2 separate regions of the Homo sapiens genome follow, and region 1 is linked to region 2. The links are chromatin loops, found by intact Hi-C in ENCODE. Cell type or tissue: GM12878. All regions are shown on one strand.

Region 1 (5,000 bases), 160 kb before region 2:
AAAGATTCTAAAAAGAAAAAAAGAGCCAGGTTTCTACTTATGTGAGTGAACACAGTGCAGGTGCCGTTTTGAGGAAGGTGGCAGCATACCTAGTCTTTTAAAGTCAGGCCTCTACTGTGCCCTACTGTGAATGACACCCACTGACCCAAATTCATCCACCTCCTTCCAATGCCTATTCCAACAATGATGATGACAATGGTGGTGATTATAATACCAGCTTACCCTTATTTATTTATTTAGAGGCAGAGTCTTGCTCTGTTGCCCAGGCTGGAGTGCAGTGGCCCCATCTCGACTCACTGCAACCTCTGCCTCTCTGGTTCAAGCGATTCTCCTGCCTCAGCCTCCCGAGTAGCTGGGATTACAGGTGTGCGCGCCACGCCCAGCTAATTTTTGTATTTTTAGTAGACACGGGGTTTCGCCATGTTGGCCAGGCTGGTCTCGAACTCCTGAGCTCAACTGATCCACCAGCTTTGGCCTCTCAAAGTGCTGGGATTACAGGTGTGAGCCACCATGCCTGGCCCCAGCTAACCTTTTTAAAGCACTTTTCCACAGCTAGGCAAAGCTCCAAAAATGTCACATGCATCAACTCATTTGCTCTTTTAAGTACATACCACTATTATTTCTGTTTTACAGATGTAGAAACTGAGGCACAGGGAGGCCAGGTAACTCTTCCCACTGCCAGTGGCCAGGACTGGAGCCCGGGCAGCCAGGCTGCAGAGGCCATGCTTGGAACCATTTTAAAATAACTGCCTCAAAACTCAGACCTAACTTCCCTCCCTGCTCAAAGGTCTTCTCACCTGATGATCATCAAACGCAGTTCCAACTTCTTACTCTGGCACTTAATGCCTTGCCCAACCTGCCTCCAAAGCTCCTTTCCAATTTTCTCCCCACGGACACCTTTCACCTTCCTCCATACACCCCAGCGCCCATGTTCAAAGTCATCACGCCATCCCCAAAACAGGCTACGAATTTGGCCATCACTAACCCTCTCTTTCAACTAAAGAAAGCTGCTCAGCACTGGGGTGTCTGCTCCGCATCATCCAGAGATTTCATGGAAATCCCACGGCTTTTAAGTCAGGCCATTGCAAAATACCTTCCCTTAGACAGAAGACATAGCTGACTGTTTTCCACGTGTGGTAACACGGTAATAGCGAGAAACTTCATTTCATCTTTAGAATTTTGTGTGATTATTTGTTTAATGGCATCTGCCCCACTACGTTTTAGTCTCCTGGAAGGAAAGGTCTATGTCTGTGTCTTGTCTGCTGCCTGGCATGGTGCAGGACACAGAGTAGACCTAACATATATTCCAAAAAGGGGCAGATGTATTTCATGTTACTGTGGAGACCTGAATTAGGATTCATCTGTGGAAATTATGGGGCAGATTATGGCTCAATGTAAAGAAGAATTCCCTGATTACAAAGAGTGGTCCTGAAGTACGGTGGGCTGCTATGCACAGAGGCTGAGGGGAGGTGAGTGCAGCCAGTGTCGGGGAGGACACAGAAGCCTCAAGATCCTTCCGTGAGGGACAGTCTTAGCCTCGGCTGGCCCCCGTAGAGCACCAGGCTCAGGCTGCAGGATGCGCTGTCTCCTGCCAGGCACAGTCATGAGAGGAGTTCTCCTCCTCCCTTCTCAACTAGTGGTGGTTTCTTTTTGCGTCCTGGGGGCTCTGTTCCTTGGCTGTGGGCCACCCTGGGGACTCAGAGCTGGCTCTGGCCACCTCATGGGCACAGGCAATCCTGAGACTCAGGCCACAGTGGCACTACTATGGTCATGGATATTTCGTGATGACCACAAAGGGAAGGGATGGCTCCAGCAACGGAGTCCCCTGTCATTTCCTGTGTGCAAACATTCTGCTTACTCCTTGTCCCTGCTAGCTCCTCTTCATCCTGGAACCCAGAATCACCCAGCTCCTCTTGAATCCAGCAGGGAGGGCACCGGTGGTTGCCCTCTCAGGTCTCTGATGGCTGACAGCCCTGTGCCAACCCTTCCTTAGGAAAGGCGTCTAAGCTGTGGAAGCTGCCTAATGGCGCAGATTCTAAGCCCCATCAGAGAAGTGAAACCATGCAGTGTGGGGAAAAGGGAACTGAAATTGAAAACCCTTGCCTGGAGCGGCCTCCCGTGTAACCCACTGGGGCGGCCCTTCCTTTCCCGCCGAGCCCACTCTTTCTCTGACAGCCCCTGTGCGGTGGACAGCCCAGCGTGGCCACCGCTCTGCAGGGTGTTTCCTCTGTCTTGGGGGAGTGTGCCTGTTACTAGCTGGGCCCCTCACAACAGAGACCGCCTGCTGTGGCCGCTTCTAAAATTCATTTCAAGGCACAGTTTGGCCCAAAGCCCTGAAGCCTCTTTTCAGGAAGAAAGCAAGGAGCCTCCCAATTTCATTTTGTTTTCTTACTGCTTGTTCAAAGAACAATCATATAAGATAAAAATACCATCCCCAGGCAAAGAGAATTTAATTCAAACATTCTTGAGAACAGATTCAACAACCTTTTCCTCACACGCAAAACAAAAACAAACCTGCTTCATTCTTGGTTTTTCCCAGTTACATAAAGAAAGGAAAAATGGATCGAGAGAGGCAGTGTATACAGGAGAGAGAATCTCCACCTGTGCAGTAAACGTGACTGAGAGGCTTGTGACAGCGGTTCACAGGCATTGTCCTGTTCGATGTTCTCAACAAGCCTATGAGCGGATCCTGCAATTATTCCACATCATAGATGAAGAAGATGAAGACACTGAGGCCTGGAAGGGTCTGCAGCGTGTCCAAGGGTGCACACAAAGCCGAGTTTTGAATCCAGCAGCCTTTTCCCATGACCCATGATACTACACTTGATATTTGCAATAACTAGGGTTGAACAAGCTAGAAATCAAACGGCATGTAAATAAATGAAATATATAGATATGAGCTTTGTTTCTTTTCTACCCTTATTCTCTTTTTATATCAAACCCAGGGGCACGTACTTGGGTCTGTCATGACCCACGGCTCCCGACACACTCGCGAGTGGCCCATTCGTGGCCTGTCACCTTCACTCACTCACCCTTACTTAATAAGATCACAAACACCCACAAAACCCCACTCACCCCCAGAACCGGAACTCGGATGAGGACTTTTGTCCATCTGTGGAGTCTTCCCCAACTCATCCTCCTGCCTGCCCTCTCTCAGGGAATCACTGTTCTGAATCCTTGTTTATTGCTCCCTTGACTTCCTTTGTAGATAGCTCTGAGGTTTTAGTAAGTTGTTTATTTTATAAAATGAATACCATGCTGTATGTAATCTTTTGGGATTTTCTTTTTTACTTATATTTACAACTTCATAACTAGGGTTTAGAGTTTCAAACCCAGTCGTGGCCCCCTAGAGAAGAATGGAGGTGGAAGTGGGGTGAGGGGAGACTTCCTGAGGCTACAAGGTGGACATGACCTTTCACCTTGCTTCACACCCCTCCAAGGACATCCTCGTTGCACTCAGAATAAAATCCAGCTCTCACCTTGGTTCCTCAGGCCCGATCAGTGTAGCCCTTGACAGCCTCACTGACCTTTTCTCTCCCTGCGCTTCCCCCTCCTCACCATGCTCAGCACAGGGGTTCTTCTGCTGCCCCTGGAACATTCCCTGTGAGCTCTTGCCATCAAGCCTGGGCTGGCTATCCCAGTCGACCTGCTCTTAAGTTTCATCTTAAACGTCACTGCCTCCGCAGCCTTTCAGGGCCATCCCACCTGAGATAACCCCTCTGTCACAGCGCACTGCTTTGTTTTGGTTACAGCACCCCTGATGTATTTTGTTTATTATCTATCTTCCCCCTTTACAAGAAAAACGTCTTGTCTATGTCAAACTGTATATCTAGTGAGGAGTTTTAAAAGACTGTTCTGCAGACCTGTGGGGGTCTCCAAAACCCTTTCAGGGATTTGTAAGGTCAAAGCATTTTCATACTATTAAGACTTTATTTGCCCTTTTCGCTGTATTGCCACTTACATCTTTGGTGCAAAAGCAACAGTAGATAAAACTGTGGGTGCCTTAGCTGGGATCAAGGTAGTGGCACCAGCTTATACTGGCAGTCACTGCATTTTTTACCATCTCACACTTACAAGGAAAAAAACAACAATTTGTTTCATCCATTAAAGCTGGAAAAAAAGAGAATATTTAAAACGTCCTTAAAAAGCACTACAAATTATTACCTTTATTAAGTTTCAACCCTTGATATGCCTTTTTTATATTCTGTGTGACTCAGTGGGAAACACACACAGAGAACCCGTGGTACACGCTGAAGCACAAGGTTGTCTCAAGGAAATGTGCATCTGAGATTCAACTGTGAGCTGAACCAGCAACTCTTTTTCATGGAACATTATTTTTACATGGAAGAAGTACTGACAGACCAATGATGGCAGAGATAATAAATGCAATGAGCCTGCCACTTCAAGAACTGACAGTGTTTTTGGCCAATGATAAAATTCAAGCAAATTTGGAAAATTGTCAACGTTGGAAAATGTGTCTCCATATTTCCCAATACTTAAGGCATTCCTGATAGGATTGGTGATGATACTAATGAATGTGATTTTTTGATCTTAGATAATGAAATGTGTCGACGCTTAAAAGAGTTACATAACTCACTGAACCAATATTTCTAATTGAATGATGCACGATTTCACACAATCATGAAAGAGTGAATGATCCATTCAAAATTGCAAGATAGACTAATCGATTTCAATGTAACAAGTGAAAAATTATATCAGTCATTGATATAATTTCAGATTTCACAATGCAACTAACTTTTAAAAAACTACTACTTTTCCGGTTTTGGTAGAGTGTCAAAGAATGAATAGCCACAATTTTCTCAAAAGTCTATTAACACACTTTTCCCTTTTCTAACAAAATATCTGGGGTAACCAAAACAACTTAAGAGCATCAGACTGAATACAGAAGCTGGTATAAGAAGCTAGTTGTCTTCTTAGACCAGACCCGAAAAAGATTTGCAAAAATATAAATCAATGTCATTCTTTTCACAAAAATTTTT
Region 2 (5,000 bases):
TTGTTTAAATTCACATTTTTATATTCCTGCTCAAATACGGTGGCTCACGCCTGTAATCCCAGCACTCTGGGAAGCCGAGGTGGGTGGATCAGTTGAGCTCAGCATGGACAATGTGGCGAAACCCCATCTCCACAAAAACTATACAAAAATTAGCCGGGCATGGGGGCATATGCTTATAGTCCCAACTACTCAGGAGGCTGAGGTGGGAGGATCGACCGAGCCCAGTTGGTCAAGGATGCAGAGAGCCATGACTGTGCCACTGCACTCCAGCCTGGGCAACAGAGTGAGAACCTGTCTCAAAAAAAAAAAAAAAATTATACTCCTGTACTCACCTGGCCAAAATTGAACTCATCATCTTCTTCTCCAGACCTGTTTTTTCTCCTGTTTCTCATCTACCCAGCTCCCAAGGCAGAAACCTAGGAACCATTTTCTTTCTGGCTCATGTTTACCTACTGTGATTAAACACCCACTTTACCCAGGTCAATCCCAGTTTGCACCGAGACATGCAACACAGTTATTAACAGTGCCCCTGCAAGTCTCAAAGGCAGCCAGACCCCAATTTAGGTGTTAAGCCATAGGGTCACTCTGCCTCTGCCTCACATAAGGATCCAAGATCTTTCAATGTTTTCTCCTAAAATTTCCTGAGCCCAACCCTACCTTCTAGTCTCTCTGTTACTACCCTACATGATATCACATCATTTCTTCTGTGCCGGGCCTCGAGTGGGCTCCTAGCCTCATGGCCCCAATCTATCCTCATCTTATCCGCACTGGGATCTGTCTAAAATAGAAATCTGATCACAAAATTGGATGTCTTGCTAATTGCCTTACAGAAACCATTCAAAGCCTAAGCTTTGCGAGCTAAGTTTGCCACTGCCCACATTCCCCACACTAACTCAGCACACTCTGCTATAAACACCCTACACTGAACCACAGACTATGGCTGTCTCACGCCTCCAGGACTTTGCTCACACTTCTGTCTCCTTCCCATTACTGGACTGATTGCCTGCCACACAGTGCAGACTCCTCAGGCCTAGCTACCTTTATCAAGCACCTATACATATTAATGCCCCTCCCTCACTAGTGCGGGAGCTATCTGAAGGCAGGAAACTATACTTCCTGTGTCCCCAGGGTCAAGCACGGTGCCTGGCACAAGAGCAGATGCTCAGAAATGTTTTATAAATAATTAATAACGCTCTTGTGTTTGGGATAAATCCTGTTGAATGTCACATACATCAACAAAAATCTTAATAAAGAGCAGAGAAATCACTCCCATTGTGGATTTATGCAGCCTGGGACCATTTCCCCCTTGCTATGTTGACAGTTGAACGTGAATCAGAACCGCATATTACAAGAGTGACAAGAGACAGAGTGAAAGAAAATGCCACATAGAGAAAAACAGCAAGAGACACAGACAGAAAGGGGGAAGGACAGAGACAGACCAGACAGAAGCAGAGAGAGGGCTTGCACTCTGCACTGTTCACATAATCACAAGTCAACAGAGAAACACTCATCTCTTTTCACAACAACTTTTTTAAGCTGGCAAGATTAAGTCAAGATGAATGTCAGGAGTAACAATGCAATCTGAGGTACACAGAAGAGGAGATAGGAAAATCCTACTCACTTTCATAGCATCCTAGAATAAGGAGTGGCCTTTGAGAGTATCTGAACTTATTTTACCAGTGAGAAAATGTAGTGACAGAACAGTCAGGTGAGTGACCCAGGGGAAAATAGCTAGCGACTAGCTAAATAATTCCAAGGCCTCTAAATTTCAGATCTCTTCTGTCTCATCATACACTCAAAGATGATGTTGGGGATGGATTTGACTGTATGTCGTATATATGCATAAACATGGGCAGAATTTTAAAAGACTCTTAGAATCAACTCTTTATCCTCCATCTATTGTCTGAACCTTAGGAATCTTAACATGTAGGACCTAGGGTGATGACACCAGGCTATACTCAACAAATAGATATGTATCTAGAAGAGTAACAGCAAGACAAAGAACGAACCTCAAAAACCACATCAAATAATATCAGTTCCTTGTGGCCAGTAATGGTCTAAATGTGATATATATTTTCAACCATCATGCTTAACAATGTAATCTGTACTGGCAGCAATTTGTTTGCAGCAATACGATGGCCACATTTGCAAATGATTTCCTTTTAAAAATATATAAAAATAACAAAAAACAAAGAACTCAATTAAAAAATGCGCAAAGTACTCGAAAGGACATTTCTCCAAAGATGATATTCAAATGGCCAACAATTACATGAAAAGATGCTCAACATCACTAGTCATTAGAGAAATGCAAATCAAAATCCCAATGAGATACCACCTCACACCATTAGGATGGCCATTATTAAAATAAACAAAAATAACTCGTTGGCGAGGATGTGGAGAAACTGGAACACTTGTGCACTGTTGGTGGGAATATTAAATGGTGTAGCCACTATAGAGTATAGACTGTAAACCTATAGACTGTTTTAGACTATAGACTGTAAACCCAGCTCTTCCCAAAGTTGGTTCGGCCTACGCCCAGACATGGGCAAGGACAGCTTTGGGGCTGGAAACAAAATGAAGTTGTTTGGGTCAAATCTCTTTCACTGTCTCAGTGACAGTTTTGCAATGACAGTTTCAAAAGCTGCCTATCACTCCTTTAAAAATACCTTGTACACTCACGGTTAAGTCATAACCTAATTAAGGCTTGTTGGTTTCACCTGTAAGGGGACTTTTTGTAAAGTTCAAAAGCGGAACATCTTAAATGCTTGGTGTGGCTAAAGTCAAGTAACAAGGGATTTAAAAGGATTTTCTTAAAGAGTGCCCAGCTTAACTAAAAGTAGATACTCAAGTTATAGGTATATTTAAAAGTCCTTCATGTTTTTCTCTTCTTGAATCTTGTTTTTCTGGAAAAAGGCTCTTTTCTTCTCAGTTAACTGAATTATTTTTCTCCATTTTGTGTCTTACCACTCTTAATGCATGCATAAAAGGCCCTAAAATAACTTCTGGTAGTATGGGACTTCTGGGGAAAAACAGAGGAGGCATCACAAACCCTGTTTTGGGGAAAATCCTCTGTTTTCCTCATGAAACCCCAGGAATTAAAAGGAGCTAAATCCCTCTCAAAATCAACGGCTCTGTTCTGTTTTGCTTGTGTTATCTGATGGTTTTGAGTTTTGGGGGTATCAGAAATTACTTCGCATTGTGAGAGTTTTGGTGTGTAATAACTAGGTAGAAAATACACTGTAAGGGATGGCTGATAGTAGTTATAAATCAGAGAAGCATGCTCTTGACCACCTGGAAGATAAGGAAACATCCCCACTCCCGACTGAGAGATGAGACTCCCATCAGGCATGAGCTGATTACAAAATAAGCCAATTGGCTTTGGGCTGCCTTGTAATGACATGCATGGTACAAGCACTACGCTGTCTTCTCCCATAGCATCCAGATGGTCTTCTCATAAATTAAGCATTAAAATAAAAGCATAGCAAGGAGCTCTTAAGACACTAATCTGCCCTTTAGTAAAAGGGTTATGAAAGGTTTGTAAAGATTTCACCTCATGGTCAAATTGGTTAGGATTAGATGGAATAATCCACACGGTTTCATGTAAACGAATTGGGGTTAACATTAATAAACTAATGCAAGGGTAAAATTTGGCTTTGCACAAAATTTTCATGTCACAGTAAAGGCTAATGAAAGGTTTTTTCCTTTTGAGTCATCATTTTGGCAAAATAATTTACGGCAATCTGGAAATTGTCCTTCATGATGCCTGGCTTTTTGGATAGTTCAGAAGGCCCCTGAAACATTCAGAAAAGAGGTAAACAGGATCATTTGAGATGTTTAGTCACATGAGATTGCCGAAATGATGTCCAATCTTCTTTAAGTTATATTTTGGTGAATAATACTAATATATGTTCCAAAATTGTATGGGATTTCTAAAATGCTAATGTCTAAGTATATGCTATCAATCATAATTAATGGTAAAGTTACTGTAAACCATGAAGATAAATAAACTTGTCAGTCATATTTTTAACTATAACTGTCCTGGAAATTTGTCATTCACAAACAATTGTTGTCTTGCTTTGTTCCTTCTCAAAAGACAGTTTATCATCAAGCTATATTAAGGACTTTAACAGGTGTTCTCAAATGCAGGTTTTTAATAGCTTTAAAGATTGTAATATTGAAATAAAGAAAGTACAGAGCTCATAAAAAACTGACATGTTGACAAATCTCAAGCAAAACAAAAGTTAACTAAATGGACTACACTCAGAAAGTGAAAGTAACCTTTTTAACTTTTGCTTGGAATACTGCTGATCCTTGTTTTGATTTTCAGCATCAAGGAAAGTTATTTTAAACTATTTATGGCCTTTAATAATTGAGTAAGGTATACTCCTGTAAACAAAATTTGGAGCATGTTTATTTTTCTCTGCCTGGTTCCTCTAGAATTTGGAAACTATCTGTGAGTACTCTTAACTTATGGCAATATAGTTGTTTGCATCAGTGCAGTAAGAATCCATTTTTCTTCATCAACAGGACACAACTGGAAAAACTGGTTATTTTACCAAGGCTTTGACTGAAAGTGTGTGTTTCCCTTTAAGGAATCAAGCGTGACAGGCAAAGCCAATTAAAAAAAGCCCCTTAGGAAGAACTGGCCTCATGCCTTGTCTGCACAGTCCCCGCACAGGATTCCTAACCTGTGGTCAGTAAAGAATGACACTTTCTAACAGGTCTGGAAGCTCCAAGTTTATCTTGGGACCTCGAGAGGATAGGCTCACCAAACACACAGGTATTAGAGGACACAAACCCATGGCTGGGCTTGGCTTTAGAAGTCTTATGTGAAATTCCTTGTGGAACAGTTTCATCAAAGTCAATCCAAAAGGTCTATGTAAAAATAACCATTCTTGCTGCACTTTATGCAAATAATCAGGTCAAGTTTAAGTCTAAAGTTTATTCATAACTAGTTTTTACCAAAAATGAGGACTGGAGAAAAAGATTTTGCTCCAAAG

The links. A loop is a pair of places that touch in the nucleus more often than their neighbours do. Peaks named below come from ENCODE experiments on the same cell type or tissue, not always from the same donor. Only the 100,000 strongest peaks of a DNase experiment are listed, where the experiment ranks them.
Region 1: it touches region 2 in a loop (8-fold over the local background); 1 of 110 quality-filtered maps calls a loop at or near these places.

Annotation. Positions count from the first base shown.
Region 1 is chr6:5,721,174-5,726,173 of GRCh38, reverse strand. The region is part of intron 6 of FARS2 (phenylalanyl-tRNA synthetase 2, mitochondrial); the gene reads right to left. Among named protein-coding and RNA genes, the nearest start is that of FARS2-AS1, 270 kb to the right of the region's middle. RefSeq lists an enhancer at 1,868-2,187. In GM12878, no CTCF peak of the experiment used is centred here; DNase peaks (open chromatin) are centred at 1,833 and 1,953; H3K4me3 peaks cover 1,476 bases; H3K27ac peaks cover 1,488 bases.
Region 2 is chr6:5,564,553-5,569,552 of GRCh38, reverse strand. All of the region lies in intron 5 of FARS2 (phenylalanyl-tRNA synthetase 2, mitochondrial), which reads right to left. Among named protein-coding and RNA genes, the nearest start is that of FARS2-AS1, 110 kb to the right of the region's middle. In GM12878, no CTCF peak of the experiment used is centred here; DNase peaks (open chromatin) are centred at 2,012 and 2,662; H3K4me3 peaks cover 1,147 bases; H3K27ac peaks cover 4,022 bases.